Linked DNA regions of Mus musculus: regions 1 and 3 are each linked to region 2. Evidence: chromatin loops called from intact Hi-C (ENCODE). Cell type or tissue: heart. All regions are shown on one strand.

Region 1 (8,000 bases), 290 kb before region 2:
GCAGAAAAGGATGAAATTAGGGTGTCCAGTCATGAACAGGGGGCCTAGTCAGCAAAGCCAGGGCGGCCCATGGGCAAGACGGAAGGCCAGATGTGCTCAGTGTATGTGATAGACTAGAAAGTGTCTGAAGGCAGAGGCAAGGGGCAGCAGTAGCCAAGTCATACTGAGGACCAGAAGAGCTTGAGGCATGTTGAAAAATCATATGTAAACTCAAAAGGAGGTACTTTCTAAACGTCATCTCAGTGAACGTGTTGCTCAGTAAGAGGCCAAGGTTGAACAGATTTGGCCACTCCTCCTGACACATGGTTAGTGGCCTTTGCAAAACTGAATGTGGATAGATTATTTAGTCACCAGCTGAACCACCATTATTTAAAGTAGCAGTCCAATGCTCTTATTTTAACTCCAGTTGCCTGAGGTCTTTTATTGTTAAAAATATCATAGCTTCTTTTCATCAGTCAACAGAGACTCCATTTAGTAGGGAGTGAAACCCCAGACTGGTCTCACTGAACATCCGAGGAGAAAGTTGAATGACTGCTAGAGCCCCCTCGTGATGGATACTGGTGAAGGGCAGGGGTTGCTGCCTCTGCAAGGCTTTCTGATTCCCTGAGGCCATTTCTCTGCATCTCTTTACGGACTGGAGTCTCCTTCCTGTCTGGAGCCCTAGCTAGGTGTCCTCTCATAGATCTTTCCAGAATGGAAGCTCATTTGGGATCACCTGCTGGTTCTCCCTCTAGGACATAGCTGCCTGTAGTTTGGTTTCTCTGCTCCTTAGCATAAGAGGAGGGGTACCTAGCTGCCCATTGAATGGCTTCTGCTCCCCACTTGAAGAGAGACTCCAACGAAATTAGTTGTTCACACAGTAACCCTTAAACACAGAAGACCTTGGGTGGTGGCATAGAATTAGAACCTTTGCCCTTTTTGATCTGCAGCTGAATATAAATTAACTCTAAAGGACATTGTGGTTGGAAGGAAATACATACAGTTTGATCCTTTGAAGTCCAGAAATTCGAACTCACATTTTAGCTGTGCAGTCATAGTACTGGCTAGTGCAGAGGTAGGAGTTGAATGTGATTGGCACCATTAATCTGTCTTCATTTGCAAAATGGTTAACAGCGCAGTTCCTCCCAACCCACACCACTGGCACTACAAAGCTGAAATCATGACTGTGGTATTGGCCTATAAGTTCTATTTATAAGGCACATATAAACACATGTAGTTATATTTCCTTGTAATCTTCTGTAATCTGTTTTGCTGACACAGTGGTGGCTGAGTATGTGGGCCGTGTGTTGTTTTTTATAAAGTATCAGGAACACTGCAGATGGGATTATGGTGTTATCTCAACCCTGAGTGACCTGGCAGTTTCCAAAGCCTAGCTATTTGCTCTTCCCATAGCCAAATTGCACCGAGCCCAGTCAGGGCTGAGCTGCCTGCCTGCCTTCCTTGCTCTGATCACGTTGATGCCCAGGGTCATCTCTGTAATCCTCCTCTTGAAAGAAATGTCTGACTCTAGGGAATTGAATTTCATCCAGACGTCTGGGGCGCCACCAATCAGAGCTTGAAAAAACAAGTGTGTGAAAGCCCTTGAATTGGTGCTACTGTGTGAGGGTCAGAGTTCCTCATGTCTCAGTAGTTCTGCAGCAAGTCAAAGGTTTTGTTTGGTTTGGTTTGGTTTGATTTGGTAGAAAAACTACCCTGAAATGAAGAGGCAAACCAGAAAATCCACATTAGTGGGACCAAGCATCAGAGAGTTCACTGGGACCTGAGCTACGTCAGACAGAGAGGGCATTGAAGAAATGAATAGAGATGAAGTTGGTGGAGGCAGAGGGTGCAGAGCAAACTGTGTGATCTGTGTTTGGATGAGGAAGGGACAAGACTGTTTGCCAATCAATAATCTTGTAAATCAGTTTGTCTCTTGGGTTTTATGAGGTTTCTTCGACCCGCTCTCACTGTTAGGAAAAGAATACTTTTCAGAAATCAAGAAGTTCAAGTGTGATCCCCTTGATTTTGTATCAGCAGCTTATAAGTCCTTACACAGTGGCTCTGGGGTCAGGAGTACACGAGCCACAAAGACCTATTCTTATCCAGTGTTTGCCTTGGAACCTGCCGAGCTATTGAGAGAAAGAAAAACACTCGGATCTAGTAAAAGGAAATGATAACCGTAATTACATAACTAGCTTTCCCCCTAATGGTTTCTGGATCGTAGATAACCAGTCCCTGAGCCCCTTATCATAGTGAGACCTGAGAGGCTGAAGTCTATATAAACTAGACTTGGGAAATGAACGGATCATAGAAAATTGTATTATGCATGCCGTTGCATTCGCTGGAGAGAGACAACATGAGACGCCTTGTGAGTACATCTTTAACTTTGAATGTGGAGCATATATATATCCCAGTCAGACCAGCCAAGGAGGTCTGGATCCTCCCTGCCCCAGGAACTGTTCAAATCAACCCAGGCAGAATTTTCAAACGATGATTGGGTGTGCAATCTTCTGTTGGCACTTCTGTTTTGGAGAATCTGAAGGAAGGGTGTCCTCTAATGGAATCAATAACTAATTTCTTAAAAGTCAAGACTCTTTGGAGGCCAGGTAGATACTCATATGCTGGAGTCTTGTCTGCAGTGGTTTTCCGTATTTACAAATTGCCAGTGGGGAATAGCTTAGATGCATGTGGGGCCAGCTGGGATAGAGTGCTTTTTGTCCCTCTGGCTTTTTTAAGACAAGGCCTCATTCTGTAGTCCAGGCTACTTTGACTCGCTGTGGCTTGTCTCAGACTTTCCAAATCCTCCATCTAAGTCTCCTGGGTGCTGGCATTCAAGGCAGGCACGACCACATCCAGCTTTCACTAAAGCAGCTTCACCCTCTGCAGCTCTGTGTCTATGGCAGCTGCGCTGCACTGCACTGTGGTGATGATAACACTGTAGAATAGCCGCTTCCTTTGACTTTCAGGGGCCCCGTTTGTTACTGAAGCCAGATGCCGACTTTTCATGGATGTTAAGAGAAGGGAGGACCCTGCCAGTCCCACTTGTCATGATGGGTGCACTTGAGCTGGGCCAGCCTCAAGTACACAAGAAACTATGGCTAGCTTAACCCAGCCCCCTATTCTTTTATTAATGTCTGCTGCAGAAAACTCCCTTGATGGGCAGAGCACACCACATAGAGGAACTGAACAACTTAAATATTTTAAGGCCTAGGTACATTCTAACATAATTTCCCCCAAAATAGTATGCAAATAACAGTGAGTAGCTTTCTTCTTAGGCAAGGTAAGAGAATTCAGAGGAAAGGAAGCCTGGAGGGTGTCAGTTTCCAGGGGGGATGGAGGGTGGGCAGAGGCGGAATAGGGCTGACTGTGAGATTTGGGGTTTGGATCAAGAGCTGGAGTAGAGGATGTGCCCAGCCCTGGAAGTAGAGAGGTAGCACAAAAAGGAAGAGTGGGAGGCCTGAGCTATAGTGGTCCAGGCTGATCCTACCCTGTCAGGTTGGCTAAATCTATCCCAGTGATTGACAGTAGAAGCCACATAGGAGTGTCCTTGAGTGACTGACAAAACCTTGCCTCCTGAGCAGCAGGCACACCCTGTGTGAACACAGTAAGCTATAGTGTCCTGACACACCTGGGAACTCTGCAGGGATGGAGGGAGGTGAAAGCTGTGGACCCCAGCAAGGCAGCCCTGGAGTCTAAGCTCATCAGAGGCCAAGGACTAAGCACAGTGACCTTTGTTCCATTTCAGATTGCGCCTTCCATTCTTGTGACTGTCTTTCTAGTTCCAGCTCTGGCGCTGACGGTGAGTATGGTGGAGAGGGTCCAGTCTACCTATGTCTTTTAGCAGAAACATTTCAAAGATAATACCCAGGGGTATTATTCCTGTAGTTTCTCATGGATTCCCCCTTAACCCTGCACAGGATGAGCAGATAGACACTTGGGGCCACTGGCTTTACTCATTGTTGATTGCTCCTTCTAGAACACTAGCGACAGTTATCCTCTGGATGGCTCTGTGGGGACCCAGACCATCCATGTCGATGCCCTCAGAGGTGTGGTCAGCATCCGAGACAACAGCGTTCAGAGTGAATGGGATGGAGTCATGGACTACAAGAACGTAAGATGTGAAACGCACTTATTACAAGGACAAGAGAGCTCTTAGGTCTGCTCCAAATGGAAGCCTTTTCACTGTCTTCCTCAGGGACTGGGGTGTGCTATAGAAGTTGGTTTGTCTTCTAATGTTGACTTCTAAAGGAATGCGGCTATGAATCACCACCTCCTTCAGTAACGAGGCCCCTTAGGATGACACATAACCAGGAAGAGTAACCCTGTGACTTAGCCGAACTCTTTAATAAAATCTTCTGTGACCGCGGAGAATATTTTTCTGTTTAGCGTGCCTCGGTTGCCAAATCTGCAAAACAACTCCAGCAGCTGCCTCTCCTACCTAGTGGGACTTTAAAGGATGGAACGAAGTCACCACCCAGCCTCCCCACTCAGCCCTTTGCCACCCAGGTCCTCCTCACTCTGTCACATTCTCTCCAGCACACTGGAAGACTCAGAATAGACACAAGGTGTCCTCTCCACTCTCCCCGCGTCCGCTAGGTTATCTTCCCCTAACGCCTTCTCTCTCTTCACCTCCCTGACTCTTAACTTCCCAAGGAGATTCCCTGAATCCTCCCGGACTACAGATTGCCTCTAATGGATGCTATGAGAAGCCAAGTAAAAAAAAAAAATTCCTCAGGGAAACATTCCACAGTAGGCCACTAGGTGGCGCAAGGAAGGCAGAATTACTGCTAGAGCCCAGGTTCTCAACTTTCCCATTAGTGTGATGCTTCAATATGGTTCCTCATGTTGCAGTGACCCGCAACCATAAAATTATTTCATTGTTTCTTCATAACTGTAATTTTCATGCTGTTATGAATTATAATGTGAACATCTGATATTCAGCCTCTGTGAAAAAGGTCATTTGACCCCCAAAGGGTCAGAGCCAGTGTGTTGAAAACGACTGATCTAGAGGCTGAGTTTCTTGCAGCTGTACCTGGGGCTCTGTCAGACCCGGCAGCAGCAAACTGCAGCTATGATCCAAGCCAGGGAAGAACAAATAACAGACCACAAGGAAGAGGTATGCAGGCAGACCTAGCTCTAGAACCCAAGTCTTGACTGAGGCCTCCCAACTGCCCTGGGTACTCAAGAGAGCCCTCTGCAGCTTATACAACATTCCCCCAGGCAGTGAGGACCTCAGCTCTCACCTCATTTCCATGACAACTCCACAGAAGAAAGGCTATTCCTCCTGCTTTATTGATAAAATAAACAAACAAACTGAGGCTCTCAAGAGCCTTAGAGTAGCAGAGCAGGCCCCTAAGATCATCCACATTGTTGTATTACCATCCTACCCTACCTGGGAGATAAAACCTTCACCAGGAGGAGCAGAGGAGACAGGAGCAGAAGCTGACCTGTGCTCTGGCATCCAGAGTGCAGCCCTTCTGAGATGTTCCGCATTTCGGTCAGACTAGCAGGGTATTGCACCCCTGAGGCGAGCAGGTGCATTAGTACTGAGACGATAGGTAACACGTTTCTGCTCTGTTGCTTTAAGGACCTCCTGGCAGCTAAGCTGTTTAGCAAGATGGCCTGTGTTCTGGCAAAGATGGACCCAGCAGCCTTCCCAAGTTTGGATGATATTACCCAGGCCCTGGGCAAACAGGTGAGTGAGCGTGTCCAGGTGTCTCTGACTGGTGTCTACTATGGGGCTTTCCAACGTAACAGCCACTCTCTAAGACATGGACAGGAGCTTCATCCATGTCTCTCCTTCCTGCCATGAAGTCACATCATGTTCAAAGGACTTTGGTGTCCCATTCAAGGCTAAGCACAACTGAATCAATCAATATCCTATGTAATGACCTCATTCCCAATGGCTTCAAACTATGCTAGAAGACACAAGGGGCTGGATGCAAACACTGCAATGATTTCACGACCCTGTCTCTGTCTCTTTCCTTCCTGCCTTTCCTGCCCCCCCCCCCCCCCCCCCGCACACACACCATTATTACCATTAAGCCCAAGATTGCTGAAGTTCTTGCCTACCCTCTCTAGTGAGATTGGGAACTGTTAAATAAGTTAAAGCCAGGAGGATATTCTCTGCAACTTGTGGGATCTATTCCAACTTTGCTTAAATGTCAACACATTTGGACAGCATTCAGAACTGGGGGTGGCGGTACTAACTCTAGGAAAAAAGTGTGTTAAAGCAATGCTATTTTTAAAAGTTGTGGGTGGAGAAATGCTCGGAGGTTAAGAGCACTTGCTCCTCTCGCAGAGGGTCCCGGTTTGGTTCCCAGCCCCCACAAGGAGACTCTCACCAGTCTGTAACTTCAAACACTCCTACGCATAAAACTAAAATACACAAATCTTTAAAAGAGAAGTTCAAAGTGTCCTGTTCATCTAAACTGACGAAATATAAACGCAATAAATGTTTTAAACTAATCAGGGTTAATGAGAACGCACCCAAAGCTAATAGAAAACGCCACTGGGTCCAGAGTTTGCCAGAGCCTTGTTCGCCCTCCTGAGGCTCAATAAAACACTGCAGCTAGAGACACCGGAGAGCAAGTCTGGATTGGTACTGAATCTCCCCACGAATCCTCACAGCTCCCCTGTGAACCCCTTCTTGGATATGCCGTATCTGAGACGCCCCCTCTTACAGGCTTCCGGTCACTACCCACCTACTCGAGGACTGACCTACACAGTTTTACCCAGCCGAATCAAAAACTTGGCCCAATACGGAGTGCCAATCAAAGACCTGTGCAGAGCCGTCCCCACCTACTTTGCTCGGCAGCAAAAAGAAGGTGTGTTCACTGCTGGAAACAGGAGGTGATGCATGAATCAAAAGAAAAGGGAGGAGTTTCGGGACCTATTGGCAAAATGCAATGACATCGCTCATTCCATCTTTTCTCCAGTGGAAGAGAAGCCGCGTGTTTGGGATGTAGGGGATTCCTTACAAGGCTCATGGCGGGGGGAGGGGGGATGGAGAGTAGGGGAGCCGCCATAGACTGCTTTGGGATTTGATGGCTGATGGACACCCAGCCCTGACTCGAGCTTAGCCACACCCACTGTAGGGGAAGGCCATTGACTTTGGAGCCCTCGGTACTCTGCGGGGAGAAAATCAGTGACTGGAGGAATTGTAATTGCTAGAGGCTAAAACTCCAAGATCTGCCTGTGAGTCCAGAAGCAGTCAGCAACGCAGCCGGTGCCCCCCCCCACCTCTTTTTTTGTTTGTTTGTTTGTTTGTTTTTTAGTTTTTCGAGACAGGGTTTCTCTGTATAGCTCAGGCTGTCCTGGAACTCACTTTGTAGACCAGGCTGTCCTGGAACTCAGAAATCCACCTGCCTCTGCCTCCCGAGTGCCTTGGTCGTAAACCCCCAGCCAGAGTTCTTCAAGACACAAGGGTCCCGGAGAGAACCAGACCACACTGGGCTAAGGGGTTACAAAGCGCAATAAAAGAACCATAAAAGAAAGAGGTGACTACAGCAAGGGCTGGTGAGAGGGGCCGGTGTGGGCCTCTGCTGACCTGAGGGTTCATCGAATGCTGGTGTCCCATGTACCTGTTGACTCTGACTTTGTCTCTAAAGTGTGGATCCTTCCTCTTGAAGGTACCGCCCTGACGATGGACCCAGACTCATGTTCTGAGCTCCAGCTTCTGTCCTTCATGGGACTGTCCATTTGTGGTGAGATCCCTGGGCTCTGAACCTCTACGTCAGCCAGACTGGACAGACCTCATCTAGCCTCTGCCTGTGAGAAGTGTCTCATTGCAGTCCTCTGTGCTCCACATGTTGGCTTCCCATGGAACCTTGTGATCTGGGGGGAATAAGTGCATTTCTACCTTGTATGAATAAATAATAAAGTTCCAGTGTTACTGGTGCAGCAGATGGATTCCCTTACCCCATCCTCTGCATCATCCCTCATCCCCTGCATCATCCCTCAGCCTCTGCATCATCCCTCATCCCCTGCATCATCCCTCAGCCTCTGCATCAACCCTCATC
Region 2 (8,000 bases):
CCTAAAATAATTATTCTATTTGTTGAATATTAACAGTTGAAAGTATTAAAATTATGTTCTATAAACATCATGGAATAAAAGAGCAGAGATGTGTGGTCAGAAAGTCAGGAAAGAGGAGGCTGCAAGGGAGGTCAGTCGATGGGCAAAGAAACTAGTAAGGCCATGGTAGGGTCTGTAAGGAATAGATTCTCCCCACAGATGAGGAGAGTTATGGTTTATTCTGACAGATGGTTTTCCTTAAAGTGAGCCCAGGAGAGGAGCATGTGCTTAACACTGTCCCAAAACAAACCAATGGAACCAGGAGACTCATCAGCCAGAAGCTGACCTGGGACAGTGCAAAACAAGGAGAGTCTGGGCTTAGGAAGGACTATGCAGAGAGAGCAAAACCTAAACCCTGTCCCATAGAGGGTACACTGAAGGGGAAAGGTGGGAGGATGCATTCCAGGGTGGGCGTGCTACGGAGTTAGAGGACCGTTCTGTGAGGGAAGGTCAGAGAAGCATAAGGGAATCCAAACAGCTATCTCCCAAGCCGGAGTCTGGAGGCAACACTGCTATGCACTGCCTTGAGCAGCAGGTCTCCCTACGATGGTACTCAGCCATTCTGTGCCCCCAGCTCTTCAGCTGGTGTCTTGGCACACCACCACCACCACCACAGTGCCAGCACCCACTGTCGCAAGAAGCCCAAGGAGACACCCCGAGTCCACAGCTCCAGTGATGTCACAACTGACATCACCAAAAACACGGGCAAAATGGCAACATAATTCAGAGAAAGATGGCAGACCCATAATGGTCTTCACCCTGGCAAGTGAATCTGGAACTGCAAGCTGAGGCTCACAAGAGAAATACTGTGGCAACTGTTGCAGACCAGCCCATGAGTGGGGCCAAGGCAACAGAGCCTGGGCAGACCCAGGATGGCTCATCTCGAGGAGGAGGAAAAGCAGGAAGTTGGAGGGACCAGGAAGAAGTATTGCTGCCTCTGCTGCAAAAAGGCAGATTGTCAACTGGAACTGCACTACTGGGATAGCCAACCAACCACGGGGTAAGAAGAGAGACAAATGGTGCCGCTGACAGAGAGGGCTGTTTGTGTTAGTTAGGATTCTTGTGCTGTGGTAAAACCCCATCACCAAAAACAACTTGGGGAAGAAAGGGTTTATTTCATCTTACAACTTGTAGTCCATCATCCAGAGAAGTCAGGGCAGGAGGTTCCTAGAGGCAGGAACCAATGCAGAGCCCACGGAGGAACTTGTTACAGGCTTGCTCCTCCTGGCTTGCTCAGGCGGCTTTCTTATGCCATCCAGGACCACCTGCCCAGGGGTCAGATGAGCCCTCCCACATCAATCATCAATCAAGAAAATGTGCTGCAGCCTTGCCCAATCTGGTGAGCAGTTTTCTCAACTGAGGTTCCCTCTTCTGAGATGACTTTTGCCTGTGTCAAGTTGACACAGAGCCTAGCCAGCACAGAGGTTTTAGGGGACAACTCCAAGCGGATTCCTGATTAAACAGCCCGGCAAGGTACCGTGAAATCCTCAGGTCTTGTCATAAAGAACAAAATGTCTTAACAGATGAAGAGTTTGAAGTGAGATAACTACAGTTACATCCTGATGACCGTGTCTCTTGAGTGTCAGGATGGTCCTGTGTAACTAAACACCCTAAAGATAGGTTGTTTTCCCGAGTCATGTGACTCACAGCTGCTTGCAACAGCTCAGATTCTGGCTATCTGAAACCTCCGTCCTCCATGCTCACAGCCCTCACAGGGCACACACACACACACACCAACAGGATGGGCAGATGGATGGATGGATGGACGAATGGATGGACGGACAGATGGACAGACAGACGAAACATAAAAATATTTTAAAATCACCTTTTTAAAGGTGGTAATTTCTTAGGGAAATCCCAGGTTTTTTCCAGAAGTTTTCAGAGTGGGTAATCAGTAGATATGGTTCCCATCCTGTGAGGGATCTATAGATTTGTGTGACAACTATCCCAAGTTTGGAAACTGAAAGTCAGTATTTGGCTGGCTGGCTGGCTGGCTGGCTGGCTGGCTGGCTAGCTGGTTGGTTGGTTGGCTGGTTGACTGGCTAGCTGGCTGGCTGACTGGCTGGTTGGTTGGTTGGTTGGTTGGTTGGTTGGTTGGCTGGTTGGTTGATTGGCTGGTTGGTTGACTGGCTGGTTGGCTGGTTAGTTTTGCACTCAGGACTGAGTCTAAGGCCCTAGGTGGCTGGGCAAGCACTTGCTACTCAGCACCCTTCCTAGCTCGGTTTTAAAGTCTGTGGAGCACCCAGCATGGCAGCTCCCTGCAGAGCAAGCAACAGGTGACAAGCAAGATTAGAGCCAGAGACTTTCCAGAAGCCTCCCTCCTATGCAGACACCCTTCAGAGAGACAGGTTTGGGGCACAAGCCTTCTCCAGTGTGACATGGAAGGATGGGGGATGGGGGCTGGGAGCTACCACTCCTATGTGAATTGGAGGTGGGATACAGATGGTGGAATGAGGTGGGGTGGGGGCTAGGAGCTACCACTCCTATGTGAATTGGAGGTGGGATACAGATGGTGGAATGAGGTGGGGTGGGGGCTGGGAGCTCCCACTCCTATGTGAATTGGAGGTGGGTACAGATGGTGGAATGAGGCTTAAGGAGAAGGCAATGCTTTACAAGCCCAGGTGTGGGGAACGGAAGACAGCTGTGACCAGGGAGGCTCAAGTACAGCCATGCTCTGGCTGTGGGGCCTGAGCACAGAGAACTTTTGAAACTACATACACTGTATGAGAAGGTTCCAGACAGGCTGTGTCTATAACTTAAACCACACCCCAGAATCAGGCTTGCCTTTTCCTGGGAAAACTATCTTGCATAAAGCAAAGCTGCAGCTTGGGATCCCTGCAGGACACTGTGAGGCCATGTGGACCCTGATTGTGGATGTTGTGTGCAGACACAAGCTCTGAATAATGGTGGGGGGTGGAAAGGGACCCTTCCCCATGCAGATGCACAGTTCCCAGCCCTCAAGGCCAGGAGACAGAGCTACACCTGAGACCATGGCTCCTAACCTCAGGAAGTAGACCACTGCTACTACTCAGAATCCATCAGAAGGTGAGGATGGAAGAATCTGGCCTTTCTCTCCATCACCATCATTCATGGAGAAGCAGGCACTTGTCACACACACACACACACACACACACACACACACACACACACACCAGAGCTCTAGGGCAGGCAGCCTGCTTACCTCAGAGTCATCAACATTCTTTGTGGGTCCCTAATGGACTGTGGACTGGGAACTGTCCCAGCCTCCCTGACTTCAGCTATTCTCCGGATGCCAAAAGGACTAGAAGCCAGAAAAAAAAAAAAAAAGCGTGGTGAGAACAAAGACTGAGAAAAATACGTGCAAGAGGCTCTCGGTCTTGCCTTCAGCTCTTGATCTCCAAAGCCTTAGGAAGTGTCAGTCAGGTGTCAGATACACGGCAGTCAGAGGACACTGCAGCTGGTGTCCTGGGCTCTCCTCCCAAAGTCAGTCCAAAGAAACCTCTGATCCATAACATGCAAGGGTCGAGCACAAAGAGGAAGGAGGGGGCCTGTGCTGGCTGCTGCGAGGGAGCTCCAACACCTAGGACTTTAGTAGCCAGCTTGCAGCTGCTCCTCTTCCACAGAAAGCCAGATTCTCCTGGGTAATAGTCACCTCCTGCTTCAGTTACAGAGACAGAGAGAAACCCACAGAGCAGGGAGGGAAGGGCCTGGGTCCAGGTACAGTTTCTGCTCAGAGCTGGGTGGAGACAGCAGGACCTATAGACTGCTGGGCCTCTGTGCTCAGAGAACTTGGACTGCTCTGAGCCAGGGGTGGGGCCTTCCAAGGGGAGGGTGACTTGGAAGTCACCAACCGCAAAGAAGGTGTGCCCCCTCCCCCTACCTCTATGGCATTCACGTCTGCCCACAACTTCTACATCGAGGGACGATATGGCTTCACAGTGTCCTGCAGGGAACCCAAGGTGGGCCTTTGCTTCTATGCAAGATGATTTTCTCAGAAAAAGACAAATTCTGGAGTAGGTTTAAATTATGAACAGAAACTGTCTGGAATGTATTTAGTTTTGGAGGGGAAAACAGAAGCTGGGATAATTAGAGGAGGGGGAAGACAGTGGAAAAGGATGATAAAGACAATGTATATGAAATAACACTTTTCATAAGTGTAAGAAAATGTCACAATGTAGGTCTTGCAGGTTCGGGCGCCCCCTTGCGGCCATGTGCTCCCTGCAGCTCTTGGTCCCCAGGGACATCAAGAACCTTAACTGAGCAAGGCTGTGGGAGCCCAGGACCCTCTTAAGGGAACCTACAGTTCTCATACAGGTAAAGGAGGCTACAGGCGAGTTGGGATGTGGGGACAGCGTTGTCTCTCCCTACAGGAAGAAGGTCCGAGGAGAGGAGCAGGGGGCGCAGGCTGTGTTCTTAGCCGGGTCTGCAGCCCCTGATGCTAGCCAGGGTTCCTTCCAGGTGGGTCTTCCTGCCCTGGATTGTCTTGGCGTCCCAGCTCTTTCAAGGGATGCTACCCACTGAGATCAGGGGGCTCTGTCCCCCTCCGTGGTTTCCAGGACTGGTAGGGTGCTGCCCCCTGCTGACCAACTTTCCGTGAAAGAAGCTCCAAGCTGTCCCTTCCTGAAGCCCTCTTCATGGCCATACTCCCTGAGCAGTAAGTACAAGAGGGCCCCAAGAATCCAGAAAATAGCATTTTTCTGGGTCCGCCACACCTGGAGAACTGCGGTTGCTGAAACCTCGGGTACAGTTCAAACAGGAGTGTTGGAGTACTCCCTCCCCACCCCCTACCGGTCTCTGCCCCTTCTCTCTTTTCTAAAGCTCAGGTCTGAGCAACATTGTCGCAGCTCCATTACTGCCCTTTCCTCACACAGTGACAGTGGCTAGACAAGGGGGTAGCAGTGCTTGCTTCCTATAGGCAAGCACCTTCCCTGGAGGCGCCTCAGATCCTCAGGCAAACCGCTTCCGTGTGGTTCTCAGATTGGCCACTTAGACTAACCTACCCGTAAGATTTATAAGGGTCATCTATTTTGACATCTTAAAGCAACAGTCTTTCCAGTTAATGATGAAGTGTTGACTGACCATAAATGAGAAGAGCGATGAGTGACGTCACGGTATTCCGGCCCTGTCTTCCCTAAAGGACTGTGACCACAGGAGTGGCTTCTTTGGATAATGCAATGCCTGTACTTAGAAATGGGCCCTCACAACTTCCCAAGGGCCTAGGGGTCCCAGAAGACAAAGACCTTGGGAGGGCAGTAGGATACTCCCAGCTTCTGGACAAAATGCAAATGTGTTTACTCCAGCTGTTGAAGTTTCTGGCCACTTTCTAAGTTCCCAGGTCAAGGACGCCGAAAAGCACTCCACTCAGAACCTAAATTTCTAAAACTGTGGAATGTGTAGTTTACAGGCAGGGCACTTACCCAGCCTGTGAGGCCCCGATCCCCAGAACTGGCATAAGAGAACTGTCCTTCTAGAGACTGGAGTTGGATGTAGTAACAGTGCCAGCCAGAGCAGAATCTGGGGCACTCAGGATGCGTGGATGCCAAAGCTGGATCCTCTGGCCCCTGGATCTTCCTGTGCCTTCTCCAGCTTTATGATCCAAAAAGAAACCCTTTTTAGCTACAAGAACCCATCTCAGAGCTCCTCTGCTTCCATTCAGTAGGAGAGTGTTCTAAGGAGCCCTCTCACACACTGGCATTTAAAACTTCACAGATAACCAGTCAGGGCTTAAAATGGGGAGGGGGTTCACCCCTAAACAGTGCCCCATGAAGGCTGCAGAGCCTGGGAGGGAGATGGGTGAGTGGAATACAGGTTTTGACTAGAACATGAACCGAATCCAAGGAGAAATCTCTATTTGTGAATGCTCACTTGGGGGGCAGCCCAGCAGACTCCAGCTCTGTGAAAGGCCTGCTTTGTGTTTGCATGTTGCTTGGCCATCGCCCACCCCACTCCCACCAAGCGCCTCTTACTCTCCCCTTCTAGCTATCAGTACTTAACACTCCAGTTTCAAGTGTTTTGGTGTCAGAAAGCAACTGCAATAATAAAATTCTTCCCAAGTTAAAATGGCGTGAAGAGGCCCCTGTGGACTGAGGTTTATTAAATATGAAGTATGCTTGTCAGGAAAAAAAAACTTTGTTTTTATAAACAGTAGAAGTGTTGCCATGGTAACATTGCCTGGTTTGCTCTGCAACCCATAGAAGCCTCAAAGCCAAATTATGGCCGCCTTTCTCTCTGCTTGCCTACATTAGAAATGTCGAAGCCAAGATTCCATGATTTGCCTGCCTGCTTTCCGAGCCCAGAAAATATCATTTTAAAAGTCCTAGGGACGCAGTGGAAACTACTGCCAAATTTTCTAAATGAAAGTCATTTCTCACATACACAAACACACACAAAGACACACTCTGTCTGCCAATTACAGTGTGCCTCTCCTTTTTAAAAAGTTTTGATTTTATGTAGCCCGAGTTTCCTTGGACCTCACAAGCTCTCAGGGTCGATGGAATAGCATTAGCATGTGACCCGCAGTGACCCCTTTCCCCTCTCAGTCTTTCTCCTCCCACCTGCTCACAAAGGCTATGAGCCTCCTACACATTATCCTGAGGACTCTGGGGAGGGAGGGAGGGAGGGCAGGGGGCAGAGAGTAGATGTGGTACTGACAAGAATCCACTTCCCAGGCAGCCTGGCCTATCAGCATCAATGTCCTGTGTTTCCATTGGTGTTGAACCCTCCAGAAGCCAAGCCCTTGATGGTGTGAAGCAGCCCCAAAAAGTACCTCCCATCTCTGTGGATCACACTCTGTGCCCTCTGCCATGCTGGCATTTTTTTTCCCAGTGGTAAACTTAAACTGTACTCAGATGCCCCTGCCATGCAGAGAACCCAGCACCCATCCAATGGCCAGGATATGATGGCTCCTCTTAGGACTATGTCCACTATACATGACTGCCCATGAGGTAGCCATGTTGGATGCATGTCTAGACCCTTATCCCCACACAGTGATTCCCTGAGACACTAAAGAATATAAGCCCCCAATGGAGGAGCTAGAGAAAGTACCCAAGGAGCTGAAGGGATCTGCAATCCTATAGGTGGAACAACAATATGAACTAACCAATACCACCCCCGGAGCTTGTGTCTCTAGCTGCATATGAATCAGAAGATGGCCTAGTCGGCCATCATTGGAAAGATAGGCCCATTGGTCGTGCAAACTTTATATGCCTCAGTACAGGGGAACACCAGGGCCAAGAAGTGGGAGTGGGTGGGTAGGGGAGTGGGTAGGGGAGCATGTGGGGGACTTTTGGGATAGCATTGGAAATGTCAATGAAATAAATACTCAAAAAGATAAAAAATAAATTCCAAAAAAAGATAAAACAAAACAAAACAAAAAGAATATAAGAATGGCAGCCACCCTCTGGCCATCTGATGGAGCAGAGAAGAGCTGGGACCCAGCAGCAAAGGAAAGGGCTGCTCGGCTCCAAGAGGAAAGTAAATTGACAGCAGATTATTTTCCTATGGCGCGTCCCACTTCAGTGTTTGCCACATTGCGCTCCATGGTCCAACCCTCTAAAGGGTGGGAGCCTTGGTAACAGAAAGTCAATGGATGGATACTTTCAAGCACATAAAGTGGGAGAGTTATAGCTGAGCATGAAAGATGGCTCAGAGATACCAGGGAAATGACCTGGCATGAAATCAGACCCACAGATGCTGCTGCTGCTGCAATAAATCAAGTTATCATTGTTTACCACATTTGGTCAGACTTGGGGGTTTCTCTGTTTTTCTTATTTGACTTGCTATAGATTTTGCTCTCTTTTTAAATGTTTTTAAAGTTCTTAATAAAGCAGCAGGCCTGCCCTCTCAGATGCCTACCCCCACTCACATTCCTAATGAGCTTTGCCTCTCAGGTGTCACACACATTACTGCACTGAAAGACCTTTTTTCGACATTTAAAAGCTTTAAGACTCCAGTTTATTATCTGCTTTCAGTGTCAATGCAAG
Region 3 (8,000 bases), 110 kb before region 2:
ACCCTCTGCTCATCCCATAGTCAGACGGCTCCATCCTGGCGATTGCTCTGCTGGTCCTCTTCCTGCTGCTGGCCCTGGCGCTGCTCTGGTGGTTCTGGCCCCTCTGCTGCACAGTGGTAAGTGGGCCAGCCTCAGGCCACAAGAGGCAAAGGGACATGAAAACCCCAGGTATATCAGTTGGGATTGGGGAGGGGCGGGCAGGAACTGTAAAAGTAAGAGATAAGTCTAGCTTTAAAAAAAAAAATACAACTCAGCATAATCCAGGCTTGGTCACTTGGTTCTGTGAGCTGTCAGCATGGGCTGGGGGCAAGGCTACCAATGGCAAAGCCTTTGGTATAGCCCTGTAAATACAGAAGACAAGGACTAAAGTATTTGTATTTGGTATTTGGAAAGGACATAGACAGTGCTGCTGTTGTCATTATCCAAAAGCACTTTGTTAGAGTGGAGATCCATTGATACATTGTATGATGCTGGTTTGTTAGAGTTGGGATCCATTGATACATTGTATGATGCTCAGTTTGTTAGAGTTGGGATCCATTGATACATTGTATGACACTAGGTTTATATCTGTGAGAAAGGCTTCTTTCCCAAAATAAACTTTTCAGGAAAGGAAGAATTGTCACCCAAGAAGGCAGGATTGTTTTGCAATTTTCAAAATAATTTTAAATTAATTTTTTTCTGGTTTGAGTCCCTGTTGCCTGGGAAGGCAGCTAGCATGTCTTCATGTGGTCTCATTTTGTAAGTCAAAGGCTTCCTGTGTAAGGGGAGATCATGGAGACAGACAATATCTTCTGTTTGTGATGTTATTGACTGCCCCGCCCCTGCTTGCTTAATGTTGGCCTGCACCCCAGAGTTTCAAGTGGCCTCCAAACTCTTTTGACCACTCACTTCAGGGATCCGGACTGGGGCTGGATGAAGTCACATGTTTCCAGAATGGAGTGCAGTGTGCAGGAAAGAGAGCCTCCCCACAGAGACTCATTCAGAGGTTTCTGGAAAGTGCCTCCACCCTGAGAGACTGCACCCCAGAGCTCTCAAACTAACAGAAGGTGTCTTTGTGAACTCTGGTCCCCAAACCTCCCTCTGTCACTCTCCCTGCCCTTCCTCCAACTATGGGAAATGTCACTTGATCTAGTAGCTGAGCTGCAAGCCTGTGCTAAGGAAACAGCTAGAACCATAAGCTTACAAAGTGTGGTCACATGAGGCCACTCTCTCCCCACTGCAGCACTTTCTCTAGAGGGTCACATTCACAGTGCCCAACAGCCTGCAAGGTCTCCACCCCCAGACAGGCCAACCTTAACCCTTTAATAGCTACATATCCAGGGTAGGGACATAAAAAGTGGGACCAGACACCAGGTCCTTTCTGAAAACACAAATACTGTGCCCATCCACAAGGGACCTCATTCCCTGCTGAGTCCCTACTGGCCAGTGTCTGGTGAGTTTACTGCCCCAGCCCCTGCTCCCTGCTCGCAACACTTCCTGAGTAGGTGCTGCCTTCCCCTGATTTCAGCGGACTCTCCTCCAATGTGTCTGCTTACTTTTCCCTTCGTCCTGTGCCTCCGACCCTCCAGGTTATCTCCAACCCTCCTCTCCACAGCTTACCCTGTAGGAAATGATGCTAAATTCAATGACTCTCACTACTTCATATGACAATGAGACCATACAGAGGAACAGGCCAGGCCCTGTTACAGGGAACCACTAAGCATCACATTTGCAGGGTGCTCGCTCAGAATGGCCAAACTAAACTCATCACATTATTCCTGTACCCGCTTGTCCCCAGTGGCTTCGACACTGACCTCCAGCTGCCCAAACGGAAGCCTGCAGTGGCCTCCATGTCCCCCATAGGTCCCTGTGTCTGAACATTTGGTCTCTAGCCAGTGACACAGGTTTTGAGAAATCATGGAATCTTTAAGGGGTGGAGCTTCGCTGGAGGAAGTGGGTCACTGAGACAGGCTTTGAAGTTGTTAACCCGGCCCATCCCCCTGACCACTCTCTGCTTCCTGCTAGCTGACTGCTAACACAAGGTGACCAGCGACCCCACATTCCTGCTGCTGTGCCTTCCCCAGTATAATGGACTGTATCCCTTCTTAGACAGTGAGCTAAAATGAACAAGTTGCTTAGCAGGCATTTGGTCACAAGAACAAGGGAAGAACCAATACAGCTTACCTCCGAAAGCACCCAGGTCACCATGGTAACCTTCCCACCTCCCAAGTTCTCATGACTCTTCTGTCTCTTCCCCCAGATGGCATGCATAGGCCTTTTCTAACCCAGCCTCCTCCAGCCTCAATTCTCACCTTCACCTCCAGGGTCAGGGGAGTTCCTTAGCATAACTTCCTTCTTTTTATCTGTCTTTGCTGTTACCTGTTGCTGTAACCACTGGAAGCTAAGCGTGTGGGACTTCAGAGCTTAACACATTGCTCAGCTAGAGTAACTCAAAGTTCCTGAAGCATCCAAGAGGATGGAGGGCCATCTCTGGGCACACCCTCTCCTGAGAATATTGGGATGTATTATCTACCTACTGGGTTTGTATGTGTACATGTGCACATGTGCATGTAGGTACATGTGTATGTGTGTACATGTTCCTGTGAAGGCCAAAGTACTCTTACCTGCACTCAAATGTCATGATTTGCTAAGGATCATGGCGTGATTAGCGGGACTGCAGAAGAGCTGTAATTGTACAGAGGGACATGAGGGTCTTGGGGATGGAACCTATGTTAAAAAAATAAAGTGAGGCATGTACTTAGCTCCCAGTGCTGGGGAGGCAGGGAGGGAAGATGGCTGGATCTCTCTAGTGACCAACTAGAACTTGATAGGCCTTAGAGTGAAACACAAAGTCTTCAGATATGGCTCTCCACATATTTCACAACACTGAGTTGTAGGGCCAGACACACACACACACACACACACCAAGGAGTTGCTAGTGACTGGTGTAACTAAAACCTGGCACAGACAGACAGCAACTCACCCAGAATCTCAGGCTTGGACAGGTGTGTGACCTGATCACTCTCCAGCCTACTCGTCCCATCTGGACCTTCTCACTCTGCCGCTTAGGAAATTAGTTTCCACGATACAGGGGCCTGCCCTCCCCTCTGCATCCCTGCCCTCCCCTCTGTGTCCCTGCCCGCCACTCTGCATCCCTGCCCTCTACTCTGCATCTCCATCTTCTACTGCTAGCTTCCCTCCACCTAAGCCTGCCTCATTGCTCGCCTTGAAATCCACCCATGCACCCTGCTCCTATGCCTGCAGGTACAGTGGAAAGAGGTTGGCCATGACTGGAGATGACATGCCACCAAAGCATCATTATCCCCTCTCAGCTAAAGGAATGGGAAAGCCCTTTAACTTCAGATCCCTGGGTAAAGAGCCAGGAACTGGAAACTGTGCTTTCTCCCATTGTTCTTCTTCCATCCTTACCTTCTCTTGAGTCCCTCTGGAGATTCCATTTTGTGGCTCTCAGGCATGGCTGCATTATTGAAACTACCTGAGAATTAGGTGATCGGGGACAGCTCTTCCAAACTGGATCTAGTAAACAATGAAAACAGTACACCTGAAAACAGGAAGAGTGGAGGCAATAGCTTCAAAGATGTCTTTAAAATGCGCTGAAGAACAGTAGTAGTGAGAGGCTCCCTTGGGTCCCTCATTAGGATGATCTGTGTAGTGAATTCCCAAATGGGCTGATCCCAGAACTCTTCTTCTACCTGTTTTTTGTAACCCACCAAACCTTTGGCCTGTTCACATAATGACACTGGTGTTATACCCAAAATATCAAAGAAATACAAACTCTAGAGAAGCCTGAAGCAACTCAAAGTGCAGGATCTGGGACTGTGCCCTCCTTCCTTAGAGGCTGCCTCACTGTATCACAGCTAAACATCACGTCATCGGTCATCAACACGGTGACCTCTGAGGCCTTGCTCAGACTCCACTGACCCTGCTGGCAGCTGGAAACAGCTGGCCCATGGCCCAGGCAGAGATGTTTCTCCTCCTGGCCTAGCCGGGGCTTCTGAGTTCATGGGTTTCTTTTACTGTGCCACTTCCCAAACTTCTGCAGTGACCCTGACACGCTGTGGCCGCTGTGCCCATGTTCTGCTAAATCACGGTGCCAGTCATTTAGGCCTCATCCACTAGTGAGAGCTTCCTGCTGTGCCTGTCACTTTAGGTATGATGAACGTGGCCTCTTAAACACTCCCAGTCTCAGGCAGGTTAGAGGCACAAGACTATTTCAAGTTGGGGTTCCAATTGGAGACAGGAACACAGTGGATTTCATTTCTTTTAAAAAGAAAGAAAATTTCTCTTTGAAAATTTATTTTATTTCCTCCCTCATCACTGGCCTTTGATCAGCTTGTGCAGTGTGAAAGTTCTAGGCTGAGGCTGAGAAGGGGCAGGAGTAACCACAGTCAGACCTGAGGTTTGTATTAAATTCAGCCCGTCTGCTTTGTGGGAAGGATTGTTGATGTGTCTGCTCGTCAGCATCTCCTGCTTCCTATAGGTCTTTCGTATGGAGTTCCCCACCTTCCTATGGTTTCCTGACTTCAGTGGGAATGCTGAGCATAAGCCTTGGGGTCAAGGCAGAAGGCTAGAATGCACAAGGCAAGCGTCCCTTCCCCTCTACGATGCTACCGTCCTTGGAGTGTGTTTCTAACATCCTAACAGCACAGCATTAACTCTGCACGGTGTCTGACCTGAGGCTGTTTATCACACAGAAACACATAGGCCAGGGAGGCAGTGCATCTAATCCCAGCACCCAGCAAGCAGAAGGGGGTGGGTCTCTATGAGCGCTATACCAGCCTGATCTACAAAGTAAGTTCTAACCAAGCCAGGGCTATCTAGCAAGACCTCGTCTCAAATAAATAAGTAAATAGGTGGGAACAATTTAGGAAGACACCCAAATCAGCCCAGGAGATGCCCACACGCCCACACAGATACCCACCACTCATTCATACACTACATGAAATACATAATGTACTGCATACATATAAACATACATGCATACATATGCAGTGCATACATACACTTAAACTAACCCTTAGATAAGACTAGAAATAATGCCTTTTTAAAATCAGTTACTCTTACAACATAAGGAAACCCAACAAAATCCTGGATAAACATAAGACTCAGAAGAAAACAGGAGCATTTACAGGGACAAGGGAAAGGGACCTCTTGTCAGATGGCCTCAAGGAGGCACCTGAGGACACTCGGTGACCTCAGTGACCCAGAGCTTTGGCTCCGTAGCCCTTTGTGGACACAGGAGAACTTGGGAGTTGGGAGTGAGTTTTCCACCTGAGTCAGGTCCTTGAATACAGATGGGTTTGGCATGCCTGTCCCTAGGAATTCATGACTATAACCTCTCAGAGTTTTAGAGTTTGGATTTATACTACCTGGGGACCTGCACATCACCAGTAGAGAAATAATCCCAGATCAGGAGAGTGTAGGGACTTACAGGAAGAAACTGGAGTCCTCAGGTAGATTGGTGACTCAGTGGACAAAGGGTTGGCTGCATGAAGGACTCAGAAAAAAGGGAGCAAGGAAATGACCCAATGGTTAAGAGCATGCCCTGCCCTTGCAGAGAACCTGAGTTTGGTCGTCAGAACCCACATCAGGAGCCTCACAACCACCTGTAATCCCAGTTCAAAGCAATCTGACACCCTCTTCTGGCCTCTGTGGGTACTGCACACACATAATGTACAGACAGACAAGCAGGTACACATACATACACATAAATCTCACAAATTAAACACAAAATCTTATGGAAACCCATCGAAACAATGCTGAGCTCAATAAAATTTTCATTCTTTTCAATATCTTGAACTCTTAACTTTTCACTACGTATGTTTGTGTGTGTGTGTGTGTGTGTGTGTGTGTGTGTGTAAGTTAGATAACAACTTGCAGAAGTGAGTTCTCTCTTTCCACAGTGTGGGTCATAGAGATCAGATTCAGGTAATCAGGCTTGCCAGCAAGCACTTTTATCCACTGAGCCATCTTGCTAGCCTGGATACCACAAATTATTAATAAAAACACTGCAGAAAAATACATGGGTTTTGCTCTGGTATATAAAGAATGAGCATGCATGTTGTGACTGGGAGCATGAAGACGGCAGGCACAGAAGTGCTCCCTAGAGTGAAGACTAGCCAGAAAGAAAGACATCATGGCTTGAGCCCACTGCTCCTGGTATTTGCTCAGCACTGTCTGAGATAGAAAAATCTGCTGTTGTCTTGCCTGGTTACTCTCTCCATTAAAAATAAACCATCTATGGAGTTCTGATGAGGCCGTGTCATGCAAGATCCTCAGCTTTGTACCCTGTCCATGCATGACTATGGTTCATGTAGAGCAAAAGAGGACTCCAGACCCCCACTGTCTTCTCTCTAGAGTCCCACAGTTCTCTCCCTGGTTTCAGCAAGGTCTCCCATGAAGCCTCCCAGGCTCCCTTTGCACCCCTGCCTCTCCCAGCACCCCATATTTTTTCACTGTTATCCAAGCTCCTCTCTCCCATGCTGAAGGCTTTCTTCTTCCATTTGGTCCCTGGTTCATAAAACCAGGACTCATGCCTATCTCTTAGGCGTTGTATATGATTCTCCTACAAAAAGAACACACACTCAGGACTTACTTGATTGCACACATGTAAATGGAAGCAAGAAAGCACATGAGCATGTGTGCATGAATGTGTGGAATTTGCATGTGTGCATGCATGTTTGGAATTTGCATTTCCTGCTCAGCTCACCACCAGCCAGTCAACTGTGTCCCCTCAGTGACACTAAATAGAATCATACCATATTTCTCTACATCTGAGGGTGACCATTCTATGAATTCTGCCACCACTACCTCACACACAAAACTAAAGTTAAGTGTTCACTTAATTTCTCTTTGGCCTTTGAAAAGTCATCTTTCAAGCTAGTACAATTTCTCAGTTTTGTGATTTAAAAACAAAAAACTGTCATGCCTCCCACACATGATCAAACATACATGGGATGGACCTGTGTTGTAACGACACGGATTGTGCGTGCAATGCTCAAGTTGTCCGGGAAACTGGCTTGTGCACGGTGCTGAGAAGCAAACTGCCAAGCCGCAGGGCAGCAAACGAACTTGGAAGCTGGAGTTTAGAAACAGAATGGGCCTGAGTGCTGGCTAGACCAGCAGCAGTTACCCCTCAGTCCCCGATGCTCTGAGATTTCCCACCATCATTAGAGACCTGGGCTGCTCTGGGAGACTTTGAATATCTTAACTGCCCTCCAAAAAATGATGCAGGAGGACTGAGAGGCCAGAAGTGAGGCTGGCACCATTACGTGTTGAGTGTTTACTTGGGAGCAGGACTTTGAGAACAATAGGAAGTGCTTCCTGTACCTTCTCCTTTAGAGGAGCGCATGCTCATTCTTTCCAGAAGTAGTGACTGAGCAACGAGCTCTGAGTTACGGGTCAGAGACAAAGGCTGGCCACATGTGCTTGCATCTTCTAGAAGCTCAGAGTCCACTGTGGCAAAGAGAGTTGTGAATGCAGCTTAGCGGTCACTGCCAATAGTGTAGACCACAAAGGGTAAGATCTACGCCTGAGGCCCAGGAAGCCACATAGCTGGACTCGTCCCAGGCTGAGACAGTTCAATATGCATCGGAGTCCAAGAGAAGAGGCAAAGGCATGCCTTCAGAGCCAAGGGTATGATGTCCTCACCCCATGACAGTAGAGGCACCTGAGCGACCAGATATCAGGGCAAGGACACTGTCACCGTTGACGTAGAGTATCCCAAGGCTGCTGAGTTTTTGGTTTATTTATTGGTAGTTCCTTGCCTTCGTTAGCTTTAGTTGTCAACTTGACACAGTCTATAGTCACCTGAGAGGAAAGCCTGGAATGAGGGATCAGATTGGCCTGACCATAAGGGATGGTCTTGATTGTTAATGGATGAGGAAGGGCCCAGCCCACTGTGGATGGCACCATTCCCTAGACAGGTGATCCCGGGCTGTGTAAGATTGCTAACTGAACAGGGAGCACAGCCAGCAAGCAAAGTTCCTTCACAGTTTCTG

What was found. Peaks named below come from ENCODE experiments on the same cell type or tissue, not always from the same donor. Only the 100,000 strongest peaks of a DNase experiment are listed, where the experiment ranks them.
Region 1: it touches region 2 in a loop (8-fold over the local background); 17 of 42 quality-filtered maps call a loop at or near these places.
Region 3: it touches region 2 in a loop (2.4-fold over the local background); 7 of 42 quality-filtered maps call a loop at or near these places.

The regions. Positions count from the first base shown.
Region 1 is chr6:87,383,141-87,391,140 of GRCm38, reverse strand. Gkn3 (gastrokine 3) reads left to right here and starts at 2,206. Exons shown (of 6, transcript NM_026860.1): 1 at 2,206-2,347; 2 at 3,725-3,778; 3 at 3,956-4,090; 4 at 5,567-5,674; 5 at 6,665-6,806; 6 at 7,611-7,822. The coding sequence starts at 2,306. The coding sequence ends at 7,705. In heart, CTCF peaks have their summits at 4,747 (motif pointing right) and 6,531; no DNase peak of the experiment used is centred here; H3K4me3 peaks cover 667 bases; H3K27me3 peaks cover 6,070 bases.
Region 2 is chr6:87,098,007-87,106,006 of GRCm38, reverse strand. D6Ertd527e (DNA segment, Chr 6, ERATO Doi 527, expressed) reads right to left here and starts at 1,261. Exons shown (of 2, transcript NM_001167937.1): 1 at 1,165-1,261. The coding sequence starts at 1,181. In heart, a CTCF peak has its summit at 4,258 (motif pointing left); DNase peaks (open chromatin) are centred at 3,376, 3,536 and 4,416; H3K4me3 peaks cover 474 bases; H3K27ac peaks cover 1,511 bases; H3K27me3 peaks cover 646 bases.
Region 3 is chr6:87,209,390-87,217,389 of GRCm38, reverse strand. It overlaps Antxr1 (anthrax toxin receptor 1), which reads left to right. Exons shown (of 18, transcript NM_054041.2): 13 at 21-116. Among named protein-coding and RNA genes, the nearest start is that of Gm38851, 9.7 kb to the left of the region's middle. In heart, no CTCF peak of the experiment used is centred here; DNase peaks (open chromatin) are centred at 879 and 3,939; H3K27ac peaks cover 728 bases.